Regions from separate parts of the Homo sapiens genome. Here regions 1, 3 and 4 are each linked to region 2. A link is a contact called in ENCODE Hi-C or POLR2A ChIA-PET data. All regions are on one chromosome and are shown on one strand. Each heading gives the region's core, a stretch centred on a gene start or an enhancer-like site at or near the end of the contact. The rest is flanking DNA. Distances are from core to core; before and after follow the strand shown. Region 1 holds the start of RSAD1 (radical S-adenosyl methionine domain containing 1). Region 2 holds the start of NME1 (NME/NM23 nucleoside diphosphate kinase 1). Region 3 holds the start of LRRC59 (leucine rich repeat containing 59). Region 4 holds the start of CACNA1G (calcium voltage-gated channel subunit alpha1 G).

Region 1 (3,368 bases), core at 300-2,799, 670 kb before region 2:
CAAGCAATTCTCCTGCCTCAGCCTCCCGGGTAGCTGGGACTACTGGCACGCACCACCACACCTGGCTAGTTTTTTGTATTTTTAGTAAAAACGGGGTTTCACCGTGTTAGCCAGGATGGTCTCAATCTCCTGACCTTATGATCCGCCCGCATCGGCCTCCCAAAGTGCTGGGATTACAGGAGTAAGCCACCGCGCCCGGCTTCTGCCCTGGGCTTTATACCCTGGGGCCATGTGACATGTTGGGCTGAAGTGTTGAAGGACATGCTTTTTCTAGGGGGACTGGAACAGAGCATGGCTGTGCTGGCCAGTCCTTCCTTCCCTCAGGATGTTGCATTCTCTGCACACTCTACAGTTTTATTTATTTATTTATTGAGACAGTCTTGCTCCATCACCCAGGCTGGAGTGCAGTGGCACTGTCTCAGCTCACTGCAACCTCCGCCTCCCAGGTTCGAGGGATTCTCCCTGCTCAGCCTCCCGTGTAGCTGGGATTACAGGTGCCCACCACCACGCTTGGATAATTTTTGTATTTTTGGTAAAGACGGGGTTTCAGCATGTTGGCTAGGCTGGTCTTGAACTTCTGATCTCAAGTGATCTGCCCGCCTCGGCCTCCCAAAGTGCTGGGATTACAGGCGTCTACAGTTATTCTTGAGAACTACAAGCAAGAAAGGAGGGGAGAACCAGGTCAGTTCAAGGCCACTGGGAGAACTGTCCTGCACCGCCTGCCTCTGAAGCCCATGATGTTTCTGCTTTGTGGGACAGTTGTTCAGGTGCCTGCTTCCCCAGGCCTTCCCCTGCGCCTTCCCCCTCTCTCCTACACACACCATCTGACTGTCCTTCCAGCACGTACACCTCCAGATGCTTGGGTTGGCCTGACCCAAAACAGTCTACTCTCCCGGCCAAGCCAATTGCCCCTGGGATTTTCTGCTCCTCCAAGATCCCGTGCATAGCCCTGGTGGTGGCTCATGCCCTTAATCCTTAGTTACTCTAGATGCTGAGGCAGGAGGATCGCTTGAGGCCGAGGAGTTCAAGACCTCCCCTCTCCCAAATATTTGTAAATGAAATTAAAAGAAAGATCCAGCCCAAGTGTCTCTTCTGCCCTACTGACTCCCACACTCTTAAAACAGATGACCTCACAGCACTGAGGCGGACGGCTCTGGTGTCCAGCAGGCACGGAATTAATACGCCTTGCCTGTCCTGGCCGGTTGGCTTGCCTCTCTCCTGCCAGAATGCAACCTGGCTTTATGCACCTAGATGTCCCCAGCGCCCAGTTCTGAGCCAGGCACATCAAATGTCAAGGAATTGACTGAACAAACTAAGAGCTCCTGGATGGGTCCGGGAACTCGCCCGGGCACAAGGTGCCAAAAGGCAAGCAGCCCGCCTCGCGGCCTGGGGAAAGAACCGACAGGAGGCCGCAGTGAGCGCCCGGGCGCCCGGCAGGTGGCGCCGCAGCCCCGGGCCCGGGCCCTCTTGTCGCGCGGTCACGCAGCCCCTCTTCCTTCCGCCGGCTGCGCACTCACAGTGATCCCTGCGCGCGTCTCCTGCTCGGGTCAGTGCGCCGCGCTGCGCTGGGCGCCATGGCGCTCCCCGGAGCCCGGGCTCGCGGCTGGGCGGCAGCAGCCAGAGCGGCCCAGAGGCGCCGCCGCGTGGAGAACGCAGGAGGGTCCCCGAGTCCTGAGCCTGCGGGCCGGCGCGCGGCGCTTTACGTACACGTGAGTAGGGGCGGGGGCGGAGCCCACGGTGTGTGGCCGCAGCCCTGGCCGTGACCGTGGCCGTCCAAAACCCAGGTGGCGGTTTGTCACTCTATGAACCCGCCTGCCGTGTTTCCGTGCCCCCGTACGAGGTCTGGGATGGGACCCTGTGCTTTGGCAGGGAAATGACTTGGTCCAGAAACCTGAAGTCTCTGCTACTCACCGGCTCGGTGACTCTGACCAAATGGTTCAAATTTCATAACAATTTTCCTCTTAGCAAGACAAAATTTTCTTAAGAGCAGTGTTCTGACTCGGTAGCTGGGAAAATGGCTCATAGGAAAATTGTATGAAAATTATATGATCCCAGAAAGAGCTTGGGTTGAATTCCTTCCTGACGTCTGCTGGTTGGAAGAGGCAGCGTAACAAAGGAGTGAGCCTCAGTTTTCTCACATTGAAGTGGATGTAATAACCCCAGTGCGACCTGCCTTGGGGAGTTGTGTGGCTTAGATGTCCTAGCTACTGTGGAAAGACCTCGGGATAGGGGTGGGGGTGGGGTTGGGGGTGTGTGCGACTGAACCCTGGAAGTGGCCAGGGCAGCTCTCACCGCGCACGTGCACTCACTGCCCCCAGTGGCCTTACTGCGAGAAGCGCTGCAGTTACTGCAACTTCAACAAGTACATCCCTCGCCGCCTGGAGGAGGCTGCCATGCAGAAGTGTCTGGTGACCGAAGCTCAGACGCTGCTGCGGCTCAGCGGGGTGCAACGGTGGGTAGTGGGGGCTGTAGGCAGCGTTTTGGGAAATATTTGGAGGAGTGGTGGGGGATAGGTGCAGGCATCCCAGAGGGCTCCCCCAGGTCTCATTTCTCCATTCTCTTTCCCCAGGGTGGAGTCTGTGTTCTTTGGTGGGGGGACCCCCAGTCTAGCCAGTCCCCACACGGTGGCTGCTGTCCTGGAGGCTGTGGCACAGGCAGCCCACCTGCCTGCAGACTTGGAAGTCACATTGGAGGCTAATCCTACTTCAGCTCCGGGCTCCAGACTGGCAGAGTTCGGGGCAGCAGGGGTTAACAGGTTGTCTATAGGCCTCCAGGTAACCCATGGCACTCACCCCATCCCAGTGCACCCCGCCCTTCAGTGCCATCTCCTCTTTGGTCACATTCATTCATTGGGCAAACATTGATTGAGCACCTTCTGGGTGCCAGGGACACAGTAGGGCCTAGTGCGACACTTTTATAACTCCTTAATTGTCTGCTGCTGTCATAGACCACAGACTTTATGAGAAAGGGATCAGGTGTGGCTTTTCTATTTCAAACACTTACCATAGTGCCTGGCACATAGTAGGTGGTCAAAAAAGATTTGCTACATGACACGGGAGACGCAGACATGTAGCCAGATTATTGCAGCATGGTAAATGTCACCTGTAAAGGGGGTCTCTATAAAAGGCTTCTAGAGTACAGCCTGAAGGGAGGTCACTCTGATGAAATCACTGAAACTTCTCTGGAGGAGATGTTTGAATGAAGAGGAAGAGTTCACCAGGTGAGGGGGTGTGGGGGAAACGACACAGGCCATGGAAGAGCCTGGCATGTTTTGGGGGAGTTGTGAGTCATTCCTTGTGATTGGAGAGGCTGGAAACAAGGTTGCAAGGTAGAGTCCAAAACCTTTGGTGCCTACTAAGGAGTGTGGG
Region 2 (3,080 bases), core at 424-2,923:
CGGGTGTGGTGGTGGGCACCTGTAATCCCAGCTGCTCGGGAGGCTGGGGCAGGAGATTCGCTTGAACCCGGGAGGCGGAGGTTGCAGTGAGCCGAGATCGCACCACTGCACTCCACCCTGGGCGACCTGGCAAGGCTCCGTCTCAAAAAAAAAAAAAAAAAAAGAAAAAGAAAATACCGGGCGTGGTGGCAGACGCCTGTAGTCCCAGCTACGCGGGAAGCTGAGTCACGAGAATCGCTTGAACCCGGATGGCGGAGTTTGCAATGAACCGACATCGTGCAACTGCGCTCCGGCCTGGGCGCCAAAGCGATACTCGGTCTCAAAAAGAAAAAAAAGAAAACAGGAGAATAATGAAATTTTACTTATTTATTTTATTTATTTTTTATTTTTTTGAGACCGAGTCTCGCTCTGTCACCCAGGCTGGAGTGCCCTGGCGCAATCTCGGCTCACTGCAACCTCTGCCTCCCGGGTTCAAGCGATTCTCCTGCCTCAGCCTCCCGAGTAGCTGGGACTACAGGCGCCTGCAACCACGCCCGGCTCATTTTTGTATGTTTAGTAGAGACGGGGTTTCACTATGTTGCCCGGGCTGGTCTCGAATTCCTGAGCTCAAGTGATCCTCCCGCCGCTGCTTTCCAGCGTGCTGGGATTACAGGCGTGAGCCACCGCGCTCGGCCAAAAGTTTTAAATTTCAGTAAGTTCCAATTTATCAACTTTTTCCCTGTATAGATTGGTCTTTTGGTGTCGTCTAAAAACTATTTGCCTGGCCCTAGGTCCTGAGGATTTTTTTTAACTTTTTTTTTCCCCATAAGTGATTTATTGTTTTACATTTAAATCTATGATTCATTTTGAGTAAATTTTGTATAAGGTGAGAGGTTTAGGTTGAGGTTCTTTGGGTCTATATTCGTCCAATTGCTCCAGCATCATTTGTTGAAACGGCTCCTGATTCCATTTTTGTACCTTTCCCCCGTTCATTTCCCCTTAGAGCAGTGGGAATGTTTTTTTGTTAGTGATGATGTCATGCCTTGTGCAAAATCTGTATTAGCATCTCACAACATAAGATTTGGCTCTATTCTAACGGCATTTTCCACCACTCGATGTCCACCGTAATACTTGGCTCTCGAAGAATCACTGGGCTGGCTCCCTCACTTCATGCAGGTCTATTCTATTATCACTTACTCAGAGATTTCTCTGGCCTTTTCTTCACAGCACTTACAAAATGCGATCTATTACATATTAATTTGCTTATTTGCTTCTTGTTTTCCTATACTCCCATCCCTCCCAGAAGCTCCAAGAGAGCATACTGTTTTATCCCTAGGGCCTAGAATAATGCGTCCACGTAGTAGGTACTCAAAATTTTTTGCTTGACAGGCTAGAAAAGGTGAATAAACACAAAGCGGGAGCGAAAAGTCTACTTCTAGGTCAGGCACTCTTTGGACTTCACGCAACGTGTGAGCGCCACCTCTCGGGAAGCCAATTTGCTCGCGAACGAAGGAAGTGAGTCAGAGAACCCGGGGGTGGAGAGAAGAAAGCAAGCAGCTAACCGGAAAGGTCTGAAAAAGCTAGCGCCGGAAGTTAAACTGCAGAAAGTTGTTCCCTAGAATGACTGCCTACTCCCAAGAGGAAGCGTGGGCGAGCGGTGTTCTGCAAAATGGGCTCTCCGGCAGCGGATCTGCGCAGAAGCGTTCCGTGCGTGCAAGTGCTGCGAACCACGTGGGTCCCGGGCGCGTTTCGGGTGCTGGCGGCTGCAGCCGGAGTTCAAACCTAAGCAGCTGGAAGGGTAAGAGGTGTTCGGGATCCTGAGAGGAAAAAGAAAGGAGTGTAGTCGCGGGAGTGGGTTAGGTGAGGAGTTAGTGAAGAGATGAGTTCAGCTCTAAGAGGCGGCGAGGAGGATCGGATGGGAGGAGGGGCAGGGAGCGCCTGTGGACAAGTGCAGACCGGTCGGCGCACGTCCCACGCCACGTGGACTCGCCTTTGTCGGTGGCCGCCTTTCTCGTCAGGCCGCGACGACAGGGCTGTGCCTTATTTGTGTCTGTCGAGAGCAGTGCCGGGCACGGAGTTGGCGCTCTGTAAGTGCTTGCTGAATAAATGACGGGTGTGTGTGTCATTCATTCAGCAAGCACTGAGTGCTTACTGTTGTGTCACCGGGACCGATGTGGAGGGACATTTTTAGGGTGTATTTCTGGCGCTTTAGTCCTGTTTTCTCCTGGACAATTTATGCTTGCCCCGCACCCCATCGTGCGATTCTCCGCAGTCTTTGGGCTTTGTCTCTCTCTCTTTTTTTTTTTTTGGAAGTTGCAGAATGGTGATAAATGATTTTCTTTGCTCCTATTGACTGCTAGGCCCTGTGGCTAGGTACCATAGAGTCTCTACACAGGACTAAGTCAGCCTGGTGTGCAGGGGAGGCAGACACACAAACAGAAAATTGGACTACAGTGCTAAGATGCTGTAAGAAGAGGTTAACTAAAGGACAGGAAGATGGGGCCAAGAGATGGTGCTACTGTCTACTTTAGGGATCGTCTTTCAAGGCGAGGGGCCTCCTATCTCAAGCTGTGATACAGGGTAGGTCATGAGCGCAGTCTTCTGTAAAATGAGGGATCTGGACGGAATAGTTACTCTCTAGGCTTCCTTTCAGTATGATGTCCCGTATCAGATATTCCTAATGTCTGTAGTTCTCCCACACCCCACCGTTTATTGGCTAGTCAAAATATTCTTTGCATTGTAAAGTGTAGCATAACATTACAAGAATGGATTAATGGGTTGGGAATGCTGGGTTTTGGCCTTCATTCTGGTGCTGTGGTCCTGTTTCCTCATTTGTAAAATGAAGGGGGTTGTAAAGATATATTCTCTAAAACCCCTAATGCTATGGCTGTGGCATTAAGTCAAACTATTATTTCTTACTGCTTTGTACCGGACATCACTTTCACATTAGTAAAACTTTTCATCAGTGTAGTTTCTCCCAAGCTTGATTATTGAGAAAGATAGTGCCTTGTTTTTAACATCCTGTATCCTAGTTCCACCGCAGTGTTTGGTACACAGTAGATGTTTAAAAGAAGCTTATTAAATCAAATGGTGGCCAGGCT
Region 3 (3,462 bases), core at 898-3,397, 760 kb before region 2:
GGAAGGCAGGCAGGCAGGCAGGCAAGCAAAATTTAGATTCTTAGACATTATTCCTAGCACTTTAAAAATAAATATTACCCAGCGTCCCTCTTATTAGGTTTCAGGGCAGGGACAGTGTCTAATAAAGCTTTGCAATTTCCATATTCCCCAGTTCAGGCCCTTCCTCAGAACAGGTACTCAATATCCATACATGTTGCCTGAATCATGACTGATCGAGTAAGTAGCGGAGTGAATGACAGAGTGAAAAAACAAGGCCCTGCCGGGTGCGGTGGCTCACGCCTGTAATCCCACCACTTTGGGAGGCTGAGGCAGGCAATCACCTGAAGTCAGGAGTTCGAGACCAGCCTGACCAACACGGAGAAACCCTGTCTCTACTAAAAATAGAAAATTAGCCAGGCATGGTGGCACACGCTTGTAATCCCAGCTACTCGGGAGGCTGAGGCAGGAGAATCGCTTGAACCCGGGAGGCAGAGGTTTCAGTGAGCCGAGATCACTCCTGGGCAACAACAGCAAAACTCCATCATCCAAAAAAAAAAAAGGCCCTCACAGCCCATCTCTATTTTCCCATGGTGTCCAGGCTGGACAAGCTCAGCAAAACTTTCTCCCTAAGGTTAATGCTGGACTGTTCAGATGCCTGGAGTATATGGTTTCAGAGAGCAGTCCTAGGGCAGGGTGAAATAAGGCTGGCCATCTATCTTCCTGGGGTAGAAAAGGAGGCATATATTCAGTTAAGGATCCTCTGGCAACCTGCACTTTCTGTCACAAAGTCGTAAAAGTGAAGTTTGACCACCTAAAAAAGTTTTAAATACTACAGCGGGAAAAACACAACAACAGCTACAAGTATCAGTATTTGCTCCTTCCAAGCATTTTCCATTACAATGGTATTTAACCTCCCAATAAGCGTATGAGATGGAAACTATTATCACCATTGTATAGATGAGGAGATCTAGGCATAAAGGCTAACTAGCTTGCCAAGGGCACTCGGCTATTAAGCAATGGAGCTGGGAGGAGCTAGGAACCCGGTTCTAACCACTGTAATACCCGTCCACGGTGGAAGAAAGACTGGGCCCAGCGCCCAAGGCAAATGTAATTTATCAACGGCAGAAAGCAAAGTGTGGGTCACCCAAAGTGAGTCTAGTAGGGCGTTGGCGCGGGTGGGAGGGGGAACGGAGTGGGAAAAGGAGGGATGTGGGAACTAGCTCCACGCTGACAAAACTAGATGCCTGCTATCTCTCTGGAGCTGTAAGCTTCAGTTTACAGGGGAAAGGTTGGGGGAGAGAGGGGCGAAAGGGACTCCCGCCAGTTTCAGCGGAATTCAGATGACAGTTTACCAGCCAAGCTGGGGGGAGACTTTACTTTCTTCGAGTTAGGCTGCCTCAGGGCTCGGGCAGCCAGCTGGAATTGCCAGCTTCCTAGAAGAGCCAGGTTCTGGGCCACACCCAGGTCTACCAGGAGGCCTACTCCCCTGGAACAAGTCACTCATTCATTCTCGAATACATCCAGTAACTGCTCCGTGTGCTCCTACTCAGAGTCGGGCACGGAGGTGGGCGCTGTGAAAGCCCCGCAAAGGTGACAGATTCGCTTCTTAGCCTGTAAAAAGCCTAGGGCCAGAGAAGCAGATCTTCCCTATGTTCTGGAACTGCGCCAAAGTGACACGTGTACATCCCGGGAAGAACCTTGGGCTGGACGCGGCCTCCTAGGGGACTTAGTCCCACCACCCCGCTTCTTTTTAAAGAAAAGGAAACTGATGCTTTTAGAGAAGAGGAAAGTAAGTGGCCCACGTAGGGGCCAGCGCCCGGCGAAGGTGGGCGCCTGGGCCTCGCGGGACGATACTGACCAGCTCCTTCACCGGGACCTCATTCAGGTCGCTGAGGCTCAGGTCCAGTTCGTTGCCGTCCAGCTTGTCGCGGAGGTTCCCGCCCTTGCTACCGGCCTTGGTCATGGTAACGCCGGCTGAGCGGGCCCCGGCTCCGGGGTTCCGGCGGGTGAAAGGAGCTGAAATGTCGCTTGTCAGTTCAGCGGCCCCCCACCCAAACGACGACGCCTGAGCCCTCCGTCGCCGCCGATGCGAGACCGCCTCCGCCCGCTGGCCGCACTCCGAGCCTCGCGCCTAGCTCCCACCGGTGCCGCGACGACGACCACTTCCGTGTCCACGTCACCTTCCGCGACCACTGAGATGGGCTGGGCCAGAGCGGCCCGAGCGTGTGCGGGCACGCCCCCTGGTGCCCAGGGTGATGCACTGCACGTCGCCGCCGCCGGAGGGGTGGGGTTGGAGGCTGCGAGCTCGGTTCACGTTCACCCGTGGCCCGCGGGCATTATTGCTGGCAGTGCCACGAGGCGAAAGGGCACGGACTGGGCGCCAGAAGACTGGGTTGACATCCAATACTGACCTCATCAGATCACCCCAATCCCCCTGATTAGGAGCAGAAGCTGGGTGTCCTCTAAAACTGCTCCCTGTCCTCTACTTAACCCCCGAATAACCATCATGGGGAAAACTCTTCTTCCTGAATTTCTCCTCTCTCCTCCCCACTCACTGCCTCAGTGCTTGTCTCTGTCCTTCCATCCACTTTCACCCAGCTCCCCGGTGATCTTTCTAAAAATCTGGCCAAGTCTCTCCCCTACGTAAAACCCTTCAAACTTGCAGCTACCTCTAGGATACGGACCACTTTCCTTTGGAAGCTGGGTCCTGCCTGCTTTCGCAGCTTCCTCACACGCTCCAGTCCCTGCCTGGCCTAGATGCTGTGTAGATTTCCAGGAGGTGGCTCCCACGTCTGGCCCTCCCCAGCGATGGCCCTCCCTCCCCCCCACTCACCTCTGTCTAGCTAATTCCTTAGTCCTTCAGGAAATCTCCCCTGAACACCGTGAATGCCAGACTGAGTTAGCGCCCCCCCCAACCAACTTAGGTCCCTGTTTGCTACTTTATCATCAGAGACAGTAGAGCTTGATGGCCAAGTGGGACCTCTGGCACTAATACCTATCCACTGGGTATTCATCCTGGCTCTGCCACTTGCTACTTATAAAACCGTAGACAATCACCAGGCTTCAGTCTTATCTATGAATCAATCTATGAGACATGTAGCTAACAGAGGTTGGGGAGAACTGAAGGAGTAAAACACACCAAGAGCTTACAGCAGTCACTGGCACTTAGTAAGTACCCAATAAATATTAGCTACAATTCATGATCCACCTTGTATTATACTCATCTTTATGTGTCTGTCCTTCATTCTGGACTGTGAGGACAGGGATTTTTGTCTTAATCATCTTCGTATGCCCAGAGTTGGCATACCCTGATGCAGGGTAGCTACTCATTCAGATGTCTGTTGAATAAATGAATAGATGGATGGATGAATGAATGAATGAATGAAGGAAGGAAGCACTTTACCCACTCCAAACCTCAGTTTACTCATTTTGAAATAGGGATATTAAAGCTTATCTCAGAGGGGCCGAGCAGGATAGCTCACA
Region 4 (3,527 bases), core at 1,028-3,527, 590 kb before region 2:
TGGCCATCAGCCCCAACATGCCGAGTACAGGGATCAGATCCTGTCTTGCGTGGCCGGTCTCCCCTAGGTCCTGAACCCAGGGAAGTGCATGTGGATCTCAATTTATCTAGATGGTGCGTTTGTGCCTGCCCTCCTTTCGGGCATGTTCTAGAACAGAGTTCAGTCCAGAGCCCAGGGGTGGCCGGGATGATGGATGAGGGTGTGGGGCCTGCTGACCACCAGGGGACCTGATCATTGGGCTGGGCCAGCCTCTCTGTCCTCATTTTCCCCTCTGCAAAGAAGGGGTGTTGGGCGTCCCTACTTCTCGCGCCAGCCCCGGGGCCTCTATCCTGGCGGGAAGGGCAGGCCGACCCGGCAGACTGCGGCCTCTCGGGAGGGAAGAAGGTGTCAGACGCGCGGAGCAACCATAAATAGCCCCCCTTTCCCAGAAGACGGCACGGGGTTCAAGACTCAGGCGCCGCATACTCAGAATGAGAGCAGAGACTCCCGCCAGGAAAAAAAGGCACTTAGGGGATCTGCTCATTAGCATGAAATGCAAATGAGCCCGCCCGGCCTCATTTACACAACTCTGTGCATGGATTCGGCGAAAGGGCAACCAGGGAGACGACGGCGCAGCAGCCACTCTGCCACTTCCCCCATCCCCTCCCCCCATCGGCCGGGGCGGGAACTGAGACGACCCCAACCCTCTGCGGTGGCGGGAGGTGCGCGGGGGCTGCGTGGGTGGTGCAGCCTTAGGAGAGTGAACAACGCCCAGGGGTGATGGCCTCAGCAAAGTGAGGGGTGGTGATGGAGGTCATCCGACCCATCCCGCCGCCTCTCCGCAGTGGCGCAAGCGCCCCAAAATCTCCGGAGAGGGAACTGACTGACCCACTAGGTTCCGCCGTGTCTACCTCTCGCAGATGTTGGGGAAGTGCTTCCCGGCGTCTAATCCTCGCTGTTCCCCCCTCCACCGGCGCCCAGCACACCCGCGGCGCTCCGCTCCCGGGTACCCACAGCTTTCTGGAGTGGCGCCGGCGGCAGGAGAGAGCTAGAGCCGACTGAGCCCCAGAACTCGGGGAGGTAGGCGGGGCAAGGGCCGGGGTCTGCGCGTGCGTGTGCACGCGTGGAAAGCACAAACCCACGAGGGCCCGCTGCCGGTAGGGTTAAGGTGAGTGAGTGAAGGCGGCAGACCCGCGAAGTTCCAGTTCCGCGGACACTCTTTCCCTAAGCCACATAGGGACTTAAGAGAAACTGAGGCACGAAGTTGGGGGGTGGCGGTGGTGGGGACTTTGAAGGTCGAGTCGATAAAGCCCAGCTCTGTGCTTCCGCCCCCTCCCACACACTCGAGACCCCCACAGGTTCCTTCTTAGGGGTCCTCGCTCTGCTCCGCAGCCCCTCCTGGGGATCCGGGCTCTGCGGTCCAGCGCGACCTGCCTGGGGCCACGTGTTCAAGCACGAAGCCCCTGCGTGGAGTCCACGCCCTTCAAAAGGTCCCTAGGGGCAAAGGGATGAAGCCCAGGAGCGTCAATGTGAGGTCAGGTCCAGCGGGTTAGGGTTACGAGGTCAGGGTCGAAGTCTCAGAATTGACTCGGGAGTATGACCAATAAGCCCAAGAGATTTGTGGAGGCCACGCCCAGACCATGCCTACCCTAGCCTTTCTCGAGCTCCGCCCGTTTCTCCAAGACTGGGCCCCTCCAGCCTGAAGCCCCACCCCCAGGACATCCAGCTCCGCTCCTTCCCTCCCCCAGTCCCGCAGCCAAGCTCAACTCCAGGGTGGGAGATTAACCAGGTGGAGACCTGGGATTTCGCTCTGGGACCCCCTGGTGACAACCCTCACCCCCGTGCCGCCTGTCTCCTTTCTTCCCCAGGCCCGCCCAGAGCTGAGCTCCGTCCTCCGGCTGCTGCCCAAATCAGGGGTCGTGGACAAAGGATGCCTGGGGCCTGCGGCCCTACGCCAGGACCCCGCGCCGAATACTCTGATTCTTCGGGCTCCCTCCAAGGGAGTCCCAAAGACCCCAATGGCCAATAGGAAAGTGGGTTCGGTCTGGGCAGCAGTCTGATTGGCTCCAGCCTTCGGGAGCGGACCCAGGGGCAAGGGGAGGGGAGAGGGGCGGTCCTGGGTTTTGGGGTGGGAATCGGATTCCAGCTGTGGTTCTCTCCCTGCGCTCCCGCCCGCACTGCCACGGCGGACGGCCAATGGGCGCGCGGCTCGGGGCCGGCGGCGTCCGGCGATTGGCTGCGGGGCTGTCTGGGGGCGGGGCCGAGGCTTGAAGTTGAAGTGAGGGATCCAGCTGTGGTGTGCGCGGGGCTCCTCGCCGCCGCTTTCGCTCGCTCGCTCCGCGTCTCGGCCGGAGGAGGAGGCTGTGGCGCCGGCGACAGCTACGGCAGCGGCAGCCACCGCGGCGGCTGCGGCGGCGGCATCTCCGCCTCCACTCCCGCCCGGGACTGCCCCCCACTGTCTCCCCGCCCCTCCCGGACAGTGAGCCCGCGGCGGGGCGGGGGAAGGAGCCGCCCCCACCCCCTCCAAGCCCACCCCTAAAGAGATCCCTCCTCCCCTCCCCCGCCGCCTGGCGCGGAGCCGGGACGATGCTGACCCCTTAGATCCGGCTCCAGCTGCGCCGCGGGAAGAGGGGGCGCCCCTCCCCGGACCCCCGCCCTCCGCCGCTGCCCCCCTTTTCGTTCGCCCTCTCGGGGCGGCTTCGCCGAAGGTAGCGCCGAATCCGGCAACCGGAGCCTGGGCGCGAAGCGAAGAAGCCGGAACAAAGTGAGGGGGAGCCGGCCGGCTGGCCCGGGAAGCCCCAGGGGCGCAGGGGAAGCGGGACTCGCGCCGGGCGGGGTTTCCCTGCGCCCCGGCGCCCCGCGGGCAGCATGCCCCTGCGGGCAGGGGGAGCTGGGCTGAACTGGCCCTCCCGGGGGCTCAGCTTGCGCCCTAGAGCCCACCAGATGTGCCCCCGCCGGGGCCCCCGGGTTGCGTGAGGACACCTCCTCTGAGGGGCGCCGCTTGCCCCTCTCCGGATCGCCCGGGGCCCCGGCTGGCCAGAGGATGGACGAGGAGGAGGATGGAGCGGGCGCCGAGGAGTCGGGACAGCCCCGGAGCTTCATGCGGCTCAACGACCTGTCGGGGGCCGGGGGCCGGCCGGGGCCGGGGTCAGCAGAAAAGGACCCGGGCAGCGCGGACTCCGAGGCGGAGGGGCTGCCGTACCCGGCGCTGGCCCCGGTGGTTTTCTTCTACTTGAGCCAGGACAGCCGCCCGCGGAGCTGGTGTCTCCGCACGGTCTGTAACCCATATCCTTCGGGGCACGACGGCCAGGCGCGGGGTCAGAAGGGGGACGGGCCGCACCGCCGGGGGTCGGGGGGGAAGAAGACCCACCGCCAGGTGAGTCGAAGTGAGCCCGGAGGGTAGGCGGATGGGGGGGGGGCTGCCAGGGAGGGGAGGGGGCACCAGAGTGGGAGCGGAGACGCGAGCAGGTCTCGTCGGTAACCCGGGCTTACCCCACCTGCGTACACACACCTCAGTCTTCCTGGGTTGGGGGGGTGGGGATCCAGGC

The links. Hi-C counts contacts between places; a loop is a spot of excess contacts on that map. ChIA-PET counts read pairs that join two places held with the same protein, here RNA polymerase II (POLR2A). Pooled maps may share reads with other maps.
Region 1: a pooled map shows a loop between it and region 2 (23-fold over the local background). The contact joins the promoter of RSAD1 here to the promoter of NME1 in region 2. A Hi-C loop is called at or near these places in 1 of 37 single-sample maps with no recorded cell type and 7 of 50 pooled maps. POLR2A ChIA-PET finds 5 or more read pairs at or near these places in 1 of 52 experiments (activated T-cell).
Region 3: a pooled map shows a loop between it and region 2 (6-fold over the local background). The contact joins the promoter of LRRC59 here to the promoter of NME1 in region 2. A Hi-C loop is called at or near these places in 1 of 37 single-sample maps with no recorded cell type and 6 of 50 pooled maps. POLR2A ChIA-PET finds 5 or more read pairs at or near these places in 2 of 52 experiments (HEK293 and naive thymus-derived CD4-positive, alpha-beta T cell).
Region 4: a pooled map shows a loop between it and region 2 (16-fold over the local background). The contact joins the promoter of CACNA1G here to the promoter of NME1 in region 2. A Hi-C loop is called at or near these places in 1 of 37 single-sample maps with no recorded cell type and 10 of 50 pooled maps. POLR2A ChIA-PET finds 5 or more read pairs at or near these places in 2 of 52 experiments (activated T-cell and naive thymus-derived CD4-positive, alpha-beta T cell).

Annotation. Positions count from the first base shown.
Region 1 is chr17:50,477,311-50,480,678 of GRCh38, forward strand. It overlaps RSAD1 (radical S-adenosyl methionine domain containing 1), which reads left to right and starts at 1,550. Exons shown (of 9, transcript NM_018346.3): 1 at 1,550-1,709; 2 at 2,319-2,452; 3 at 2,570-2,774. The coding sequence starts at 1,575. RefSeq lists silencers at 1,316-1,805, 2,377-2,763.
Region 2 is chr17:51,151,886-51,154,965 of GRCh38, forward strand. It overlaps NME1 (NME/NM23 nucleoside diphosphate kinase 1), which reads left to right and starts at 1,674. Exons shown (of 5, transcript NM_000269.3): 1 at 1,674-1,777. It overlaps NME1-NME2 (NME1-NME2 readthrough), which reads left to right and starts at 1,674. Exons shown (of 9, transcript NR_037149.2): 1 at 1,674-1,777; 2 at 2,340-2,559. RefSeq lists enhancers at 987-2,186, 1,210-1,741, 1,525-1,944.
Region 3 is chr17:50,395,376-50,398,837 of GRCh38, forward strand. LRRC59 (leucine rich repeat containing 59) reads right to left here and starts at 2,148. Exons shown (of 7, transcript NM_018509.4): 1 at 1,838-2,148. The coding sequence starts at 1,942. LRRC59-AS1 (LRRC59 antisense RNA 1) reads left to right here. Exons shown (of 2, transcript NR_199069.1): 2 at 1,841-3,182. RefSeq lists a silencer at 2,125-2,194.
Region 4 is chr17:50,558,438-50,561,964 of GRCh38, forward strand. CACNA1G (calcium voltage-gated channel subunit alpha1 G) reads left to right here and starts at 2,278. Exons shown (of 38, transcript NM_018896.5): 1 at 2,278-3,264. The coding sequence starts at 3,023. It overlaps CACNA1G-AS1 (CACNA1G antisense RNA 1), which reads right to left. Exons shown (of 2, transcript NR_038439.1): 1 at 3,491-3,527. RefSeq lists enhancers at 1,828-1,877, 3,237-3,527 and a silencer at 2,098-2,477.